Linked DNA regions of Homo sapiens: region 2 is linked to region 1. Evidence: read pairs that join two places in POLR2A ChIA-PET (ENCODE). Cell type or tissue: OCI-LY7. All regions are shown on one strand. Links, peaks and the distances in the headings refer to the core of each region. The heading gives the core; the rest is flanking DNA.

Evidence for each region. Peaks named below come from ENCODE experiments on the same cell type or tissue, not always from the same donor. Only the 100,000 strongest peaks of a DNase experiment are listed, where the experiment ranks them.
Region 2: POLR2A ChIA-PET joins it to region 1 with 7 read pairs; 4 of 35 experiments call an interaction of 5 or more read pairs at or near these places.

The regions. Positions count from the first base shown.
Region 1 is chr13:27,220,859-27,231,272 of GRCh38, reverse strand. No RefSeq gene overlaps it. Among named protein-coding and RNA genes, the nearest start is that of LINC00412, 11 kb to the left of the region's middle. In OCI-LY7, for the core only: no CTCF peak of the experiment used is centred there; DNase peaks (open chromatin) are centred at 2,907 and 4,062; H3K4me3 peaks cover 2,646 bases; H3K27ac peaks cover 2,582 bases.
Region 2 is chr13:27,160,841-27,171,254 of GRCh38, reverse strand. All of the region lies in intron 1 of USP12 (ubiquitin specific peptidase 12), which reads left to right. USP12-AS1 (USP12 antisense RNA 1) reads right to left here. Exons shown (of 3, transcript NR_046547.1): 2 at 8,332-8,395; 3 at 2,120-2,318. Among named protein-coding and RNA genes, the nearest start is that of USP12, 5.8 kb to the left of the region's middle. RefSeq lists silencers at 1-37, 68-117 and an enhancer at 358-467. In OCI-LY7, for the core only: no CTCF peak of the experiment used is centred there; no DNase peak of the experiment used is centred there.

The sequences.
Region 1 (10,414 bases), core at 1,946-6,945:
GCATCACCCAGATTGGTAAATTAGTTTGCCTGGTCTTGTCCCCACCCAGGAACTGATTCAGCACAAGAAGACAGCTTTGACTCCCTGTGATTTCATCTTCGACCCAATCAGCACTTCCTACTTTCTGACCCCCTACCCACCAAATTATCCTTAAAAACCCCAATCTCCAAATTTTGGGGGAGATTGATTTGAGTAATAACTCATACCCACAAGGTATGGCTGGCCTTGTGTCAGTTAAACTCTTTCTTTACTGCACTGCTGTGGTCTTTATTGTGCAGCAGGCAGGAATAACCCATTGGGTGGAGGCAGTTACAAAATTCTTCATTTCCAGATGACGTGACTTTGTATGTAGAAAATTATGCACAGTTCGGCTGGGTGCAGTGGCTCACGCCTGTAATCCCAGCACTTTGGGAGGCTGAGGCGGGTGGATCACGAGGTCAGGAGATCAAGACAATCCTGGCTAACACCGTGAAACCCTGTCTCTACTAAAAATACAAAAAAAAGAAAAAAATTAGCCAGTCGTGGTGATGGGCGCCTGTAGTCCCAGCTACTCAGGAGGCTGAGGCAGGAGAATGGCATGAATCCAGGAGGCAGAGCTTGCAGTGAGCGGAGATTGTGCCACTGCACTCCAGCCTGGGCAACAGAGTGAGACTCCATCTCAGCAAAAAAGAAAAAGAAAAAAAAATTATGCACAGTTTACTATAAAACTACAAGAACTAATAAGTTCGTCCAAGTCACAGGATACAAAATCAATATACGAAAGTCAAATGTATTTCTGTATACCAGCATTTAATACTTTGAAACTTGGTCGGGCACAATTGCTCACACCTGTAATCTCAGCACTTTGGGAGGCCAAAGCAGGCAGATCATGAGGTCAGGAAGTCAGGTCCAGCCTGGCCAACTTGGTGAAACCCAATCTCTACTAAAAATACAAAAAAAAAATTAGCCAGGCGTGGTGGCATGCGCCTGTAATCCCAGCCGCTCAGAAGGCTGAGGCAGGAGAACTGCTTGAATCCGGGAGGTGGAGGTTGCAGTGAACCGAGATCACACTACTGCACTCCATCCTGGGCGGCAGAGCAAGTTTCCATCTAAAACAAAAAAAACAAAAACAAAAAAAACCCTAACAATAAGAAAAACATTCCATTCACAGTAGCATCAAAAAAGTATGCAATACTTAGGAACAAATTTAGCAAAAGCGCAATGCTTCTACTCTTAAGAAACATTGCTGAAAGAAATTAAAGAAGACCTAAATAAATGAAAGAACATAGTATATTTGTAGAGTGAAAGACTTAATATTGGTAAGATGGCAAAAATCCCCCAAATTGGTTTGCGTATTTAATGCAAATCCTATCAAAATCTCTGCTGACTTTTTTGGGGACTTTTTTTTTTTTTTTTTGAGACAGCACCTGGCTTTGTTACCCAGGCTGGAGTGCAGTGCCCCAGTCTTGGCTCACTGCAATCTCTGCCTCCAAGGCTTAAGTGATCCTCCTGCCTCAGTCCCCACAAGTAGCTGGGGCTATAGGCATGCGCCACCACACCTGGCTCATTTTTGTATTTTTTGTAGAGATGGGGTTTTGCCATGTTGGACAGGGTGGTGTCAAACTCCCAAGCTCAAGCGATCCACCTGCCTCAGCCTCCCAAAGTGCTGGGACTACAGAGCCACCACACCTGGCTGGGCATAAATTGATAAACTAAAATTCTTAGGAAATGAAAAGATCCCAGAATAGCCCAAAATAATCTTGAAAAATTGACTATAGTTTGAGAACTTAGACACACCCTCACTTCAAAATGTAATGCAAACCTATGGTAATCAATACAGTGTAGTATTGGCATAAGGATAAACTATAGACCAGTGAAATAAAATTGAGAACCCAGAAATAAACCCTTTCATTACAGTCGATTGATTTTTGACAAAGATGTCAAAATTCAATCGGAGAGAGTCTTTTCAAAAATGGTGCTGGGACAGTTAGACATCCATATGCAAAAAAAAAAAAAAACGTGAAATTGGCCTTCAGCCTCATACCATACACAAAAATCAACTCAAAATGCATCGCACACCTAAATTTAAGAGATACAACTGTAAACATTAGAATAAGACATGGCGTGTAAATCTGTGGTCTTAAGTTAGGCAATGATTTCTTATAAATGATAACAAAAGCACATTGGTAAAAAAAAATAATAAATTGGACTTTTGAATTTCAAAAACCACAAGAAAGTGAAAGATAACCCACAGAATGAGAGAAATATTTATAAATCATATATCCACTAAGAGACTTATATCCAGAATATATAAAGAACTCTTAACAACTTAATTGTTTTAATGGGCAGAGGACTTGAATAGATATTTCTAAAAAGAAGATACGTAAATCGCCAATAAGCACATGAAAAGATGACTAATGTTCTTAGTTGCCAAGGATATACAAATCAAAACCACAATGAGATACCACTTTATACTCACTGTAGTGGCTGTAATAAAAAAGATATAATAACAAGTGTCAGCAAGGATGTGGAGAAACTAGAACCCTCATGTTGCTGGTAAGAATGTAAAATGGTGCAGCCAGTTTGGAAAATAGTTTGAGAGTTTCTCAGAAGGTTAAACATAAGAGTTACCGTGTGACCCAGCTGTTCTACTCATAGGTATCCATCAAATATAAATGAAAACATTTTCACACAAAGATTTTTATGTGAATATGCAGAGCAGCAATATTCACAAAAGTAAAAAAGTGGAAACAACTCACATGTCCATCAGTTGGTGAATGGATAAACAAAATGTGATATATCTATACAATAGAATACTATTTGACAGTAAAAAGAAGTGAAATACTGAGACTTACTGCATGAATGAACCTCAAAAACATTATGCTTGGTGAAAGAAGCCAGACACAAAACAAAATGTACTGTATAATTCTATTTATATGACATATCTAGAATAGGTAACCATATAAGGACAGGAAGTATGGTTGCCTAAATGTGAGGTGAGGGGGGAGTAAGGACTGACAGCTACTGGGCACAAAGTTTATTGTGGGGATGATGGAAATGGTCTAAAATTAGATTGTTGTGATGGATACACAACTTTGTGAACATAGCAAAAACCATTGAAATGGGTTAATTTTATGGCATGTAAATTATGTCTCAATAAATCTATTTAAAACAGATAAACACTGGCTCTTGTCCTGGGAGGGCTGTGCTCTGAATGACAGCAGGACATAGCAGTGAGGTAACAATATGCCCACTGGGACCTTGGAAGCAGAGTGTTATGATAGTAGGGTAGTGGATTTCAGCATTGCCGTTTTTTATTTTCCCTCAAATGTTTTAATTCATTTTTGTGAAAAGCATGGAAGAGGTATTACAAATTTTTTAGCAGTACCTCTCATCCACATTTCAAAAAAAAGTCCTATTCTAGAATTTTGAATGGGTGGCATTTTATGTTAATGACCAAAGAATTTGTCTTTAACCTCTGTTGGCAGAATTTCAGGATTTTGTTACAAGGGGTCACAAGGTGTTGGGGAAAGGACTTTGGCTTACAGGTCTGGAGACTGTCATCAGCCAAGTGGCTGGCTGTGGGCAAATCTGCATTTCTCCACTATGCTCCAGCCTTTTTAGGGGAGCTTTGTGGATTTGGCTCACCAAGGTTCCTTTATCATCTACACTTATATGCAATAGGTAGCATTGTTTCTGTTCTCAACAGCTGAGGTAGCTATTAATTCTAGAAGGAGGTTAGAGCCAGTGTAAATTTCTGGTGGGAGTGGGGTCCTGCATGCAACCTTCCTCCGGGTGCTCTTCCTTCCTGGGTGCATCCACCCTCCTAGGGTGCATCTGGAAAAATGCTCCAACCTTTCAAGGTTTGGGGCTTTCCTCTGTGAAACTTAGCAATCTTCCTTTTAAAATTTTTAAAAATTTCTGTTGACTTTTTATTTTGAGATAATTATAGATTCACAGGAAGCTGCAAAAATAGAACAAAGAGGTATTTTGTGCCCTTCAACCAGTTTCCCCCTGTGGTTACTTTTTACCTACCTACAGCACAATATCAAAATCAGAAAACTGACTTTGGTACAACATATGTGGATAGTTCTATGCCATTGTATCACATGCGGAGGTTCCTGCACGAGTGCACACCACTACTTCATGACACAGAACTATTCCAACACCTGACAGCTCCCTTGTGTTACCCTTTTCAGTTACACCACCCCTTTCTTTCACCATACCTGGCAACTACTAATCTTTCATCTCTGTAATGTGTGATAGTGAGAATGTTAAATAAGTGGAACTGTAGAGTACATCAGCTTTTTTTTCCTTTTTTTTTTTTTTTTTTTTTTACTCATATGATGCCCTTGAGATCCACCTAAGTTGTGTTTATCAACAGTTTGGTTTCCTTTCATTGCTTGGTAGTATTCCATGGTTTGGATGTGCCAGTTTAACCATTTACACATTGAAAGACATTTTGATTGTTTACACTTTGGGGCTATTTTATCAGCATTACCCTTATGAAAGTAGGAAAGCTTTAACTAATGCTCTTGGAACCCAGGACACAAAAATGAGAAACTACTAACTACAAAAGGAGAGGTAAACCCTGTTCTAATTGAATGAGAAAGGAGCTATTCGGGTTGACAAGTTTCTGGGAGAAAATTAAGCTCTCAAGTTCAAGAACCTCAGGTTCCTTCATGCCTTCCTCAGTAGTATGCACCCTCTTCTCCGTCATCATTCACCATTCAAACAAGAAATAAGACAATTTTTTTAAAAATTGTGAGGTCCTGGTGAAGTGTGGTGGCTCATGCCTGTAATCCCAACACTTTCAGGCGGGCGGATCACCTAAGGTCAGGAGTTCGAGACCAGCCTGACCAACATGGTGAAACCACGTCTCTACTAAAAATACAAAAAGTAGCCACACATGGTGGCAGGCACCTGTAATTCCAGCTACTTGGGAAGCTGAGGCAGGAGAATTGCTTGAACCTGGGAGGTGGAGGTTGCAGTGAGCTGAGATCACACCACTGCACTCCAGCTTGGGCAACAGAGCGAGTCTCTGTCTCAAAAAAAAGAAAAAAGGGCCGAGCACATTGGCTTATGCCTATGATCCCAGCAGTTTGGGAGGCCAAGGTGGGTGGATTGCCTGAGGTCAGGAGTTTGAGACCAGCCTGGCCAACATGGTGAAACCCTGTCTCTACTAAAAATACAAAAATTAGCTGGGCGTGGTAGCGCATGCCTGTAATCCCAGCTGCTCAGGAGGCTGAGGCAGGAGAATCGCTTGAACCTGGGAGGCAGAGGTTGCAGTGAGCTGAGATCATGCCACTGCACTCCAGCCTGGGCCACAAGAGTGAAACTCCGTCTCAAAAAAAAAAAAAATTGTAAGGTCCTTTTCTTATATAAAAAAAGTTCTGTGTGTAACATATTCATTCATCCATTTCTTATTAAGTGATTCATTGTGTGCCTCTATGATACTGGGACCTGCTCTTAAGATGGGAACAAGTCCATGCCTTTGGGGAAATTATATAATCTCTAGGGAGACAGACGCTAAACTAAGAAGATTATTTTAAAAGAATTTCATATGTGGTATGAAGGACCAGCTGAGGCTACCAGAACATCAACAACATGATCTTTAATCTGAAAGATCAGGACAAATTATCCAGGGTAGGAGGCATAAAACCATAGGAGTGAGTGAGAGAACAGCACAGGGGCATAAGATTCAACACATTTTGAATCATTACCTGAATTATGACTACATACCCTTGGAAAGTACTCGTTTTATCAGAAGATACAAAATTGTGAACAAGTTATTTATACAGACCAATGATATATGGTGTAGGAAAAAGATGTACAAATTTCTATAATGCACTGGCAGATTTTTAAAAAGAATTTTTTTTTCTTGAGAGGGAGCCTCGCTCTGCCACCCAGGCTGAAGGGCAGTGGTGCGATCTCCGCTCACTGCAACCTCCACCTCCTGGGATCAAGCGATTCTCCTGCCTCAGCCTCCTAAGTGGCATTACAGGTGACCGCCACCATGCCTGGCTAATTTTTGTATTTTTAGTAGAGACGGGGTTTCACCCTGTTGCCCGGGCTGGTCAGAATTTTCTGTATAAACAATAAAAGTTGACTTTTCAGTTTTAGTAATAAAAATATTTTCTAATTTGTTAATCATTTTTTATCCTTATTTTTGGTATGTTTAACAAAATTTTAAGTGTGGGCCTATTCTTATTGTGTGTGTGTATGTTTATGTTTAGAGTGAAATACAGGACTGCAAATTAAAGGAAATGTATTTTCCTGTTCAACATAGAGCACACTATACTTCCTTAGGCACTTTCTACACAAAGTAGGTACCAACTAGAATTTTGTGTGATGGTTGAATAAATGTATATCTTACAAAAGTACTAATCTTGGAGTCCTACATAAGTTGGTGAATTCCCTGCCTTGTTTTTTCATTTTTAATTGAGGTAAAATTAACATAACTTAAAATTTAGTGTAGAAATCTAGCCAGGTATGGCGGCCCTTGCATGTAGTCTCAGCTACTTCAGAGCCCAGAGTTAAAAGTTACGGTGCACTGTGGGAGATTCGTCAGGGTGGTGGGAGAAATTATAGGAAAAGATGCAAGCCTTCTTGGAAGGCCAGGAGGTTTTGCAAAAGCTTCGAAAGAGGATTTGGCTGAAGGCAGGCAAATTATCTTATCCAGAGCCTGAGAGCAAAGGTTAGATAACAAGGGGATGTAAAGAAATTAATCTAGGTAAATTAGTTTGCTTCGGGACCTGGCCTTTAATCCGCAGGATTGCTTTTTGGGGCGGGGTGGGGGTGGGATGGGGTGGTGACCATATTAATTACCCACAAAGTGTGTTGACTCAAGGCCTTTGTTATTAAATCTGTACTGAATAAATGCCTGCAGCGCAGGCTTGTCAGGGCTGCGGCTGCTACAACCCTTTAGGACACCCTCCTCGGGGTCTGTGAGCGGCCTGGTCCCCTAGCCCGCTCTTTCACTGGATACCTACACCTGAGTACTCCTTTCATCCATCGCTGGGCCAGACCCAGCAGTGCACTCCAGTCTGGGCAACAGAGCAAGACCCTATCTCTAAAACAACCACAACAAAACCCATTTTAAGTGTACAATTCAGTGGGTTTTAGTCCATTTGCAATGTTGTGCAACCATCACTATCTAGTTCCAGAACATTTGCATCACCACAAAAGGAAATCTTTTACCCAATAAGCAGTCATTCTATATTGTTCCCATGACCCAGACCCTGGAAACCACTAATAGGGGATTTGCTTATTCCGGATGTTTCATATAAATGAAATTTATATAGCCTGTTGTGTCTGTCTTTCATGCAGCATAAATTTTAAAACTTCATCCATGTTATAGCATGTATCAGTACTTCAGGGTTTTGGGGTTGTTTTTAGTTAAAGAGCATATTTACCTTTGTAAATTTACCTTATTTCCAGACACATTCATTTTTAATAAGCTTACAAAAAGTCAAATATCTAAATAAGCATTTTATTCTTACAAGTTGTTGTTTTCTAAAGTTATACACTTATTCTAATAACATTGCCATTTCTTGAAATGTTTTTGAGGTTTTTTCCAAAAGAATTCTAATTTTTTGGGGGAAAATTTAAAAGATTTTTTTTAATTATGGCAAAATTTATATAACATAAAATTTACCATGTTAACCATTTTTTAGTGTACAGCTCAATGGCATTAAGTACATTCATATTGTTATGCAACCATCACCACCATGCATCTCCAGAACTTTTTCATTTTCCCAAACTGAAATTATAACTTTTAAGCAATTAACTTCCCCATTACTCCCCTCCTGCCAGCCCCTGGCAACCACCATTCTATTTCTCGTCTCTATGCATTTAACTACTCTAGGTACTTTATGTAAGTGGAACAACAGAATTTTTGTCCTTTTGTTTCAGGCTTATTTGACTTAGCATAATGTTTTCAGGGCTACCTGTGTCTCTCAGAATTTCAGTTCTTTGTTTTAACTTTAGGTTCAGGGGTATATGTGCAGGTTTGCTATATAGGTACACTGTGTTTCACAGGGGCTTGGTGTACAGATAATTTAATCACCCAGGTAATAAACATAGCTACCCGATAGGTATATCTTCTGATCCTTTCCCTCCTTTTACCCTTCACCCTCAAAAAGGCCCCAATGTCTGTTGTTCCCCTTCTAGTATCTGTGTGCTCGTTGTTTAGCTCCCACTTAGAAATGAGAACTTGCAGTATTTGGCTTTCTGTTCCTGTGTTACTTAGCTTAGGATAATGACCTCCAGCTGTATCCATGTTGCTGCAAAGGACATGATCTCATTCTTTTTTATTGCTGCATAGTATTCTATGGTGTATATGTACTACATTTTAAAAATCCAGTCTATCATTGATGGGCATGTAGGTTGATTCCATGTCTTTGCTATTGTGAATAGTGCTGCAGTGAAATGCACGTGCATGTATCTTTATGGGAGAGCAATGCATATTCCTTTGTGTATATACCTAATAATGGGATTGCTGCATCAAATGGTAATTCTGTTTTATATTTTTCAAGCAATCTACACTGCTTTCCACAATGTCTGAACTAATTTACACTCCCACCAGCAGTGTATAAGTGTTCCCTTTTCTCTGCAACCTTGCCAGCATCTGTTATTTTTAGACTTTCTTTTTCTTTTCTTTTCTTTTCCTTTTTCTTTTTTTTTTGAGACAGAGTCTGCCTCTGTTGCCCAGGCTGGAGTGCAATAGTGTGATCGCAGCTCACTGCAACCTCTGCCTCCTGGGTTCAAGCGATTCTCATGCCTCAGCCTGCTGAGTAGCTGATATTACAGGTGTGTGTCACTTTGCCTAGCTAATTTTTGTATTTTTAGCAGAGACAGGGTTTCACCATGTTGGTCAGGCTGTTCTCGAACTCCTGACCTCAAGCAATCCACCCACCTTGACCTCCCACAGTGCTGGGATTACAGGCATGAGCACTGCGTCTGGCTTTTTTTGCTTTTTAATGATAGCCATTCTGACTGGTGTGAGATGGTCTCTCATTGTGGTTTTGATTTGCATTTCTCTAATGATTAGTGACATGGAACATTTCTTTATATACTTGTTGGCCACATGTATGTCTTCCTTTAAAAAGTGTCTGTTCATGTCCTTTGCTGACTTTTTAGTGGGGTTGGTTTTTTTTTGCTTGTACATTTGTTTAAGTCCCTTATAGATTCTGTGTATTAGACCTTTGTTGGATGCATAGTTTGCAAATGTTTTTTTTCCATTCTATAGGTTGTCTGTCTACTCTTTTGATAGTTTCTTTTGTTGTGCAGAAGCTCTTTAGTTAGTTAGTTAGTTCGTTAGTTAGTTATTTAGTTAGTTAGTTTATTTTTGAGACAGAGTTTCGCTCTTGTTGCCCAGGCTGGAGTGCAATGGCATGATCTCGGCTCATCAAAACCTCCGCCTCCCGAGTTCAAGCAATTCTTCTGCCTCAGCCTCCCAAGTAGCTGGGATTACAAGCGCCCACCATGCCCAGCTAATTTGTTTTTTTTTTTAATTTTTAGTAGAGATGGGGTTTCACCACGTTGGCCAGGCTGATCTAGAATTCCTGACATCAGGTGATCCACCTGCCTCGGCCTCCCAAATTGCTGGGATTACAGGCATGAGCCACCGCACCTGGCCTAGTTTAATTATTAATAGGTCCCATTTGTCATTTTTTGTTTTTGTTGCAATTGCTTTTGGCATTTTTGTTGTGAAATCTTTGCCAAGTCCTATGTCCAGAATGGTACTTCCTAAATTATCTTCCAGGGTTTTTATAGTTTTAGGTTTTACATTTAAGACTTTAATTCCTCTTGAGTTGATTTTTTTATGTGGTGTAAGGTAGGGGTCCAGTTTCAATCCTCTGCGTATAACTAGGCGGTTATCCCAGCACCATTTATTGAATGAAAGTCTGTTCACTATTGTTTGTTTTGTCAGCTTTGTCAAAGGTCAATTGTTGTAGGTGTATGGCATTATTTCTGGGCTCTCTTCTGTTCCATTGGTTTATGTGTCTGTTTTTGTACTAGTACCATGCTGTTTTGGTTACTGTAGCCTTGTAGTATAGTCTGAAGTTGGGTAGTGTGATGCCTCTGGCTTTGTTCTTTTTGCTTAAGATTGTCTTGGCTACGTGGGCTCTTTTTTGGTTCCATATGAATTTTAAAATAGTTTTTTTTTCTAATTCTGTGAAGAATGTCATTAGTAGTTTGATAGGAATAGCATTGAATCTGTAAGTTGCTTTGGATAGTATAGCCATTTTCATGCTATACTATCCATGAGCATGGAATATTTTTCCATTTGTTCATGTCATTTCTGATTTTGTTGAGCAGTGTTTTGTAATTCTCATTGTAGAGATCTTTCACCTCCCTGGTTAGCTGTATTCCTAGGTATCTAGGTATTTTTGAATTTTAATCCTTTTCTTTTTTTTTTTTTTTTTTGAGA
Region 2 (10,414 bases), core at 2,021-7,020, 60 kb after region 1:
GACGAGGGCCGAGGCGCGCCCGGCCTGTGCCGGGGTGAGGGGTGGGCGCGCGCGAGCCAGAGCGCGGCCCCGGGCCGGGGTCGTCGGGGAGGGGGCGCGGAGCCGCGCGGGCTCCATTTCCTTCTGGTCGCGCGCCGAGCGGGAGGGGTCCCCGGGAGGGGTGGGGGTCGGCGGGCAGGAAGGAAGGGTCTCGGCCGGGGCGGGCAGCGCTCATTCCCGCCTGGGAGAGGACGGAAGTCAAGTGCAGATTTCCTCGCGCCGCTGGCTGGGCCGAGTCCCCGACCCCGCGCTGGGGGAAAGGGGCGTGTGTGAAGGTGGAAACTTTAAATAAGTACTGTTGAAATTCTCTCCATTTTCTCCTCTGAGAGGCACGAGCTCTCCCGTTTCCAGCCGTGTGTCCAGGTGGCAGTCTTGTCTCTGGGAATGCACGTTAATCTTGAAAAGCAGCATTAGCTTTCCTGTCATTTGTTTACTTCAGCCCACCAGACACATCTGTATGTGGCTGGAGCTAGGTCTGTCTGTGCGGGGACCGCCTGCCAAGGCGATGGTATTTGTTTTCCTAGGGCGTTTAAATAGACTGTAAGGGAAAAGTGCTAATGCCCGCTGGAAGTCCCGAATTAAGCAAAACGTGGGCGCGTTTAAAACTTGGTGTTTTGTGCGTGGCCAGAAGGACCACAGTTTTCCACATGATGAGACAAATTCGTTTCATTAGTTCCTCATGAGCTTATATGTAGGGATCATAATTTATGAGTCATCACCGAAAAAAGTTGTTCTTTGCAACGTGGGCCTAGTGGTTGTTATTAGAGACTTCTGAAATCTTGTGTTTCATGCCTCACTGGCCCTATTTATGCAACTGATTTCATATAGGAGATCCCCAAGAAATTTTCCATCTAAGGGTGGTACATTGTATATATTTTTCTTTAAGGAGTGGTGAATCAGATCTGAAAGATGCCTTAAAAAGCAGATTCTCTACTACACGCTGAGGAACAGTACAAAAAATGACTGAAATCAGGTGGACATAAAATCGACAGTATTAAAGAAATCATATTGAAGGATGAATCATTGAAGACTCCATTTCCCAACTGGATGATTGTTCTTTCTCACAGTTTACATTTTAGGAAAGCATTTGTATTAAATGGACTATATTAAAATGATTTTGGAGAATTGTTTGGGCTAATTATTTTTAGATACGCCAATTATTATCTTAGTCAATTTCAAAAGGAATGCGATAATTAGGTCTTTTACAGTGACAATTTTGCCACATGGCTGAGCTACACACATTGTATGGGTCATAGTTCATTGTCAAAGACTAGATTTCAGGAGTGGTGTGATACTCTTTACCGACTGTTCATTCACTCAAGTACTGTATATCAAGTATACACTTAGCAGCCACTAAGTGCTAGAGGCGACGCTGAGTACTGGGGATGCAGTATTGGTCAGGGCAGCCCCTGTTTTCTTGGTGTTTACATTCTTGCTCATGGACACAAACAGTATTCAGGTAAACAATAAATGTATGCTGTAATCAGATTAGGACAGTGAGACACAGGGATTTGCCAGGGTCACACACTTAGTAAGTGGGATTCTGATCCCAAGGATGTCAAATCAGAAGCTCTTTCTAGGGCTTCCATCCAGATACATTAATTACATGTGGGGCGTGTGTATTGTTGGCAAATACAGAAAATGCCTGGCCAAATGAGATCGTTCCAAAGGTACTATTAAAATTGGGTGTGTCTGTATTCATATTTGAATACATTCGAATGTACCCCCAAATAGTGCTGAATATCTCAAAGTAATTTGCAGTCTTATTCTTTAAAGAAAATTGCCATTTGTCCTCTGAGAATCACAAAATTGAAAAGCAAAGATACCTCTTTGGCTTTGTAGGTGCTGTTTTGCTAGGCTTGGAACGCTCCTCCCTGCCACACCCCGTATCCTTCTTGTCTGGCGAGTGTGTGTGCCTGTCTCTTAAGCAGGGAGCCTTACTTGAATAATCCTACCCCTGTCCAACCCGACCCTCCATCCCCTTCATACAGTTTCATGGCATTTTTGTAATCTCAGTAGCACTTATCATACTTACTGTGCAGTAAATTTTTCTTTGAACTCTTACTCAATTGTGAGGGCCTTGAAGGGGAAGGATTATCATTTACTTCTGCAGTTTGATCTGGAGTACCAAGTTCTGCATTCAGTATAAAAGTTTTCCAAAGTCCTTCCTGCCTCCTCCTGGTATGCCGGGTGAAGCAGGGATGATGTGGCTGTGTGTGTGTGGAATGGTGGAGAGAAGATGGGCTGGACTTAAACAGAACACTTCTCAGAATCAGCAGCTGTGAAAACATTTAGGATGAGTTGAAATTTTATTCTATAAGTACTGAAGTGTACATAATTTTTTCATTTGTCAAAATAACGTACCTGGGCAAATCTGCAATACCTTAATTGGGTTAAGTAACTGTTAAAAACAATTCTCTTCAGCTGTGTCTTATTTTAGATCACTAGTGTTGTGCTTACATGTGAAAATTAGTAAAACTTGTTTTTCATAAGTTAGTATTATAGCCTGAACCAAATGAGTGATTATGTTTAGATTGCAGTGAGTACATTTTCAAGGGTACCTCTTGAAATACCTGTTTTTAATTTGTCTATGAAATAATACATTTTCAGTATCACATAGTGTTTATTTTGCCTTTGAAGTAGTTTCAGACTTCAGGGCCTGGCACGGAGTACCTGCCTACCTGATATTTAATATTATACTTAATAAGTGTGAAATAACGGGAAAAGTGACAGAATACATGTAGAGAGGCTGTGTTTTGCAGTTGAGGTGGCTAATCCGGGTGGTCCGTCATGGGCATGCAGTAGTGGTCAGGACAGCCCCTGCTTTGGAGCTGGCACTACTTACTGTTAGCTCCATAAATGTTAGCTCTGCCTCTGATCATTATTGTCTCTTCCTGTTTGGGTTGTAGGAGTCATGGTTAGGAAGGCGTTGTTGGGAGGGGGACCAGACAACGGAGAAGTTGTTGGTGCAGGAGGTGGGTAGAGTTAGATCATGGGGTGGCACTGGCCTGGCTGCTTGCCCACCCTCGGTTACAAGGGCATGAGATTAGATCCATTAGAACATGGTGGTAATGAGGCCAAAGCTGGTAAAGGTAGGTGCTAGGAGAGTCCCACGGGCTTTTCTTCTGAGAAAGCCTGTGCCTAGCACAGCACCCTGAGCATGGTAAACTTTACTTGCTGAAGAAAGGCACAGGTGAAACTGGCTGTCTTTTCTTTTTTGTTTGCTCTGTTTTAATAACACGATTTTTAAAAACATAAATTAGAAAGGACATACATGGAAAATGTTTGCCTTTTCTTACTGCTCAGTCTCACTGGGATCCAGGTAAGGGTATGTGTGGTCAGTGCAATTTATCCTTACTACTGAAAAAAAGGAAAGCTGGGGCAAACCTCAGAGCCCATGCGTTGTTGGGAATGTGTGTGTGTGAAAGTCTCCTCTTCATATAACAAGAATATTATATTAAATAATGAAATTTCTTTTTCCTTCTCAAGAAATAGGGTGGATGTAGTTCTTTTATTAATAAAATATTTATTTGTAAATTAATATTTTATTAGTAAAATAGTACTTCTATGATAGGAGCATTCAAATGTGAGTTGCCATTGTTTTACTTATCTAATTTTGCTGTGTTAATTTAAGAAGGGAACAAAACTTAAGCTTCTTAAGCCTTTAAAAAAAATAAGAAAACCTCAAAAATAAGGAATCTTCTATTACATAAATGTTTGGTCAAAGGAATGTTTGAGCTTGGTGGAGAGAGAACATTTAGAAGAAGTATTAATAGAAGTTTTATTTAAGCCCACTCATCTTTTGAATTTGTCTAAAATACATTTTGGACATTAAAAATGATACATTCTCATAGAAAATCTGGAAAATATAAAAACTCCAAGAAAGCAAAAGGAAGGTCAATTTTTACCTCCCAGAGGATATGTTATTTATTTATTTATTTTATTTTTTTTTTGAGACGGAGTTTCACTCTTGTTGCCCAGGCTGGAGTGCAATGCTGCAATCTTGGCTCACCGCAACCTCCACCTCCCAGGTTCAAGTGATTCCCCTGCCTCAGCCTCCCGAGTAGCTGGGATTACAGGCATGTGCCACCACGCCCAGCTAATTTTTGTATTTTTAGTAGAGATGGGGTTTCTCCATGTTGGTCAGGCTGGCCAGAGCATATTTTATTTAACTTTTTAAAAAACTTGAGTTGTATTCCCTAGATATAGTTTTACACTGTTTACCCACGAATGATTATCATGTTATCATTATCATCATTCATGCCCATCCTAAAATTTGCCCAATTTTAGGATGAACATGAGTTTAATGTTATAAAATGATGAGGTGGTGAGATGAGCCCAATAAAGCATAGTGGTAGGGTACTAGGGCGTTGACAGGTTATATGTTTAATGATTATTAGAGGGTAAAGTGATATAGTTAGCAGAAATGGAATTTTATAAGAGGTGGTTTATTCTAATCTTAGGCACTTAGTTATCACAAAGATAAGACTTGTTATGATCTGAAATTTTTAATATGCTTGAAAACTCTAGTTTTAAATACCATATTCAATTATGTGGCATGTGTATAAATATTATGGTCTTATTTTATATCATATGGCTTTGCTTACCTTCTGGTGACTTTCTCTTTCCACCTTTTGCTAATAAGTGGCTAATAGGTCTCAAAGTAGGTTAATTATCTGCCCTACCATGATCCATGTTGGCCAGTTGCAGCGAGATGATGTCACATTTCTTGTTGCCTTATTTGATTCTAGACTTTTGACCAAGTCCCCCCAAACTGAGTCTGCCTCCTTTTTGTCATTTACCAAATTCCTTTCTTCCTGCCTTTAAACTCATATTTATTCTAGCTCTTCTGAAACTTTTATTGTCTCAGGAAGTATCTTTTAAGCATTTGTATACTTTGTATAATTCCTTTCCAGAAACCTTTTTAGATTTAAATAATCTAATTTTGTTTTGGTTTCTCTTTTAGCAGCTCTATTCCAGAAACTTAATATGGTATTTTGTTATGTATTTGACAGCATGGTATAATGAAAAGAGCAGTTGGACCAGAAGGTAAATTCTAGTCCAGATTTTGACATTTAGATGTGTATATATGGGAAAGTTTCTTAAAACTTCGAGTTAATTTTTCTCATCTGTGAAATAAAGGGATTGGACTAGATACTCTTTAATAGATATTCCTTATATGCTTGTCTCCTTCTAGGTCTAAAATTCTGATCCTTTAGTAGTTTATAAATGATTATTGGTATCATTTTCATCATTTTAGGAGCTCTTTTTTAAAAAATTATTATTATTTTTTTTGCTCTGTAGCCCATTTCTAGAACATCTTGGGAGTTCTAATTATGTTTTAGATAACATAAAAAGCATAGAATCAGACATAATTAAGCAAGAATTTCACTTAGTTCCCTAGTTTTTACAGTCTAAATACATTTTTCTTTCTTTAAAACTGGAGGTTACTGATACCACCATTTTCGTCACCAACAGCCTAATAATTCACAAAGCTATTTGCTAATTTTTGACACTTTTTTCTTTGCCAGTACCATTAAGGGATTTGAATTTTTTTGAGGTTCCATGTTTATTTCTTTAGTTATGAGTATGACCTTGGACAAGTTACTTCTCTGTACCTGTAAAGTGAGAGTAAAATAACATCTAGTTCATAGGGTTGTTGACTAGTACCTGGCCCATGGTAATCACTGTGTCATGTTGGCTGTTACTGCCCTTTAACATGATTTGCTCCCCTCCCTGTGGTAAAAAGTATTCATTGGCACTACTAATTAATCTGTTAGCTCAACATATACTAACCAAAATGGAAATTTGTTTTGTGAAATACAATTGTCAGTTCCTTTTCATTATAAGAAACGTTAGTTTATTAGTAGTATATACCCCTGAGAAAGCACTAATTTATTTTGAAATTGAGTGGATTAATTCATAATATGAAAGCTGAGAATGTAGATTGTCTTCTTTCTCTATTTTGAATAGTTCATAGAATAATTTATTTCTTTTATCTGGGAACAAAAATAACTGGTCTAATTTGTGACATTCTCAAACATATTTTACAAGTTTAGATAAGTTGAGAATGGCAAAAACCACAATTACTTTTGCAACAATCTAATACTTTTAGAAGAAAAATCTATCTTACCTTATTTTATACTAAAAAAAAAAAAAAGCACACCAGCTTTTTGTCATTACTAGAACAAGGTGTGTGCATTCAAGTTAGCTTCAGGACTTATTTTCTTTCAGATTTTTCTGTTTACTGAGGCCATATTATTATATTTAATTTCCTTATGCTCTATCCTTTAGGGAGCATAACAAGGGAATAACATCTCTTGTTGGCTTACATTGAACTTACCCACCTTGCTCTTAGATATCTTGTCTAAAACCTACAGTCCCAATCTCCTAGTCTAGAAGAGGGATATTTACATATCTACACCATACTTTAAAGGTGTTGGGAGAAAGTAGTAAGTGAAGAGTTGTATTATGAAGAGTTACACTTGCTGAACTGAAAACTCTCTATTGGAGTCCCAGTATTGTTGAAAAACTTACATATAACATTTGACCATTTGCTATCTTATGTGCAGAATTTGCTTTAGGAGGTTAGAGTGGCAGTTTATATACATTTATTTAGGAAGAAAAACTAGTAAGTCTTTGCTTTCTCACAGCAAAACTCGAAGACTTTTGTGATAGTGTAAACTATAAGAAATTTAATGTAGAGCACCACTGTGTGAGGTGGTATAGCCCTCTCTGTTCCTTGGCTTATGCTTTGCTGCTGCTTCTCTTTCAGAAGGACCATTAGCTTCTTCTAAACAGTATGTTATGTCTAAAGAAGAGATGTGTAAGCTTGCTTTATTTATCTGTAGTGAGCCACATGTCCAAAGCTACGTACCAATAAAAATTTATTTCCAACTGAAAACAAGAAGTAGATGTTTATTTCAGTGATAATGGACAGATGTTCTTAACTGAAATGCTTCATGGGTAGAGGAAGCATCCACACATTCTCTACTTGTAAAGGGTGGTTTAAATCATAATATCTTTCAGTAGAGTTAGAGTACTGTTGCCTTTGATTTTATTTTAGTGCTTTTTATTTTAGTGACCTACTAAGCCTCTACCTGATGCTAGTGATTTTTTTTTTTTTCCTTTTTGTAGGGATAAAGAGTGCTTTTTCTAAAGTATTTTGAGGAAGGATTCATGGAGACCTACATTATATCGTGCTGCATGTAGGTTCTGAGAACATGAAGACGACTGTGATAAACTCTGGTCTTATGGAACTTCCCATTCAGTGTGTCTTGAGTGGGTTATAGTTGTGCTGAGGAAGTAGTCCTCTTGACCCCTGGGAAGCCTGGAGGTATCTGGGTTGATAGGAGACCCTTAGCCAGTCCCTTTCTGGTGAGAGCAGACATACCTGTCTTACCTGTAGCTTCTTTTCTTTTTTTTTTTTCTTTTTTTTTTTTTTTTTAAGACAGGTCTTGCTCTATTGCTCAGGCTGTCTCCTACATTTAAACCATCCTCCTGCCTTGGCCTCCCAAGGTGCTGGGATGACAGGTGTGAGCCACTGCACCTGGCTATGTCTGTATTCTTGTGGGCTTTACATATACTATTTTCTCTGTGTGTCCTGATGAGAAGATTGAAAACCAGCTCTACTTACAGTATTGTAGAAGAGGATGGACGTATAAAACAAATGCATGCAATGAGATGTTTTTCTTATTGGTATAAGTAATGGTAATTATATGTGAAAGAGAAGGTGGTTTTGGGAGAGAGAAGAGGGCTTCAGGAAAAAGCTTCTTAGAAGAGAGTTGAACTTTGCAAAATGAATGGCCTTTATTATGTGGACATGGAGGGATGGGATACCAGATGTAAATAGATAATGTGTTACTCTTAGGCTCTGTAGGTGGTTTGGCGTGAAAGCGGGTCTTGTGAACAGTAAGGCTGGAGAGTAGGAAGGGGGCATATTTAAAGAAGTACCAGGAGTTTACCAAGTATTGATTCACATTAAAATGATTATTAAAGTGTGTGTTTAGCCTGAGGAAATGTAAGTCCAGAGGACAGTCATGAGGATATAAGAAACAATGGAGTTGGTAAAAATATGCTGGTAAATTGAATTACATTGATTTTTCAAAATTTGCTTGTATTTTTTTTAAGAAGAGAAAATGACAACAAAACAAGATGGATGGGGTACAAGGACAGTTCAGTGGGTTGTTAAAACTTGTTAAGGGCCTCCTTGTTTAAGAGCCAACTAAACAACCACTATTGGAAAATTTTGGATTGTATATACATGTTAAAAAATTAAGGATAAATACACACCCACACAGGGAGTGAATTTTCTTGCTTCCGTAGCAGCAGACATTTAAACGTTACCATTCAAACTCTGAGGGAAGGAAAATAGGAAAAACAAAATGAAAAAGAATGACAGAAAACACAGGTGGAAGAAATAAGCTCTTCTAGTTCATTAATCATAATAATCCAAATGGTTCAAACTTACTTTCATTGTATTAAAGGAACTATCAGAATGGATAAAAAACAAAATATTGCTCAATAAGAAACCTACCTAAAATGAAAGGGCAATCTCTTTAACAGTAACACGATAGTATTGTCACAACTAAGAAAATTAACAATAGATTTTTTTTGAGGTATTTCAAAAGCATTAATTTTATTTTGTTGTTGTTATTAGTCTTTCTCTATCTGTCATCTTGAAGATCCATTCAGAATTAGGAAAGGTTAGGTAGTATTAGCCCCATTTTCACAAAATGGAAAAGGAAGCTTAAAGTCAGCCCTGCAGCAGCTAGGGATGGGGTCCAAATTTCTAGACATGCAAACTCGTTATGACATCTACAGGGCAATGTGTTGCAGGTTTGATGGTTGAGACAAAATTACTCCTTTTCAAACAAGAGATTGGGGAATTTTTATTCCTGACTTTTCGGCTGCATATCTGTGTGTGTGTGACTTTGAGTCCTCACTAATTATTTTCACTTGGGTAGGCCGTTTAACTGGTTTCAGTTATGAAATGGAATAATAATTTCCCCATTAGATCAGATGAGATGACACATGTGAACGTCCTTTGTACTATAAATACATATCAACATCACCCTTACATGGTCATTGTTGGTAAGACTCCATGCCCTCTTAAGGAAAGGATGGAAAGCACATTAAGATACTGTGGACTGTAGGAGTTGTAACGGAGCTCACAAGTTACCTTTGACAAAGCGTAGTCATTTCAAAGTTTGAAAATGAGTATTTTAATGATCCATGAAGCAAAGTTTTAGATTACCCTTAAAATCTTTACTATGTTAAAAATGTACAGTTAATGAGTGGCTTTTTAATTTTTTTTTATTTTTTTTTATTTTTTGAGACAGAGCCTTGCTCTGTTGCCCAGGCTGGAGTGCAGTGGTGCAGTCTCGCCTCATTGAAACCTCTGCCCCCCGGGCTCAAGCTATCCTCCTGCCTGAGCCTCCCAAGTATCTGGGACTACAGGCACACACTACCATGCCCAGCTATTTTTTCTTTTTAATTAATTTTTTTTGTAGAGACAGGGTTTCACCATGTTGCCCAGGCTGGTCTCAAACTCAAGTGATGTAGCTGGCCTCCCAAAATGCTGCAATTACACGTGTGAACCACTGCACCTGGCCTGTAGTTAACTTCTGATGGCAGTAAACACTGCAATTCCCTATTAGTAACATTTTTTTTTAAAGGTATAAAATTATAGTGAGTAAATTGCCTTTATTTCTACAGTATTGGTCTACCTGGGTTTTTCAGGGATCCCTGAAAAGAGACTTTCAAAATTAGAGCCCATCTGGGCACAAGTAAAATAAGTCATAAAGTACTTAAGTTGTAGGGGTAAGGAGACAATAAAATACAAGGCTTTTGTTCTTTGGAATGGAAAATGCATTTATAATTTGAGATTCTGTAGATGAACATTTATTCTGCTTTGTATGTGATTATCTTAGTCCAAAAATCTAGCCGTTATAACTTTGAAGAAATTATTTCTGCTGTTTCTCTGGCATATTGTTTCACAATTTTTCTTTGCTGATGTTGCAAAGGTTCCCTGTTTGTTTAATTTGCTTAATGAAGAGACTCATATGCAGGATGGTTAAGGTGGTACCTTGGGGGTAGTAGCTGGGACTTTGAAGTTTGCGTTAGGAGGTATATCTTAATAGAGCAGGGGGATTCTCTTTTCCACAAAACGGGATATAATGTTTAGAAGGTTTCAGACTTAACGGCCTTGAAAGATGACGCTTTGTGGAGGGGAACGCTACACACTGGGGCCTGTGGGGAGGATGGCGGGAGGGAGAGCATCAGGAAGAAGAGCTGATGGATGCTGGGCTTAACCCGGGGAGATGGGTTGAGCTGTGCAGCAAACCACCATGATACGTTTACCTGTGTCACAAAC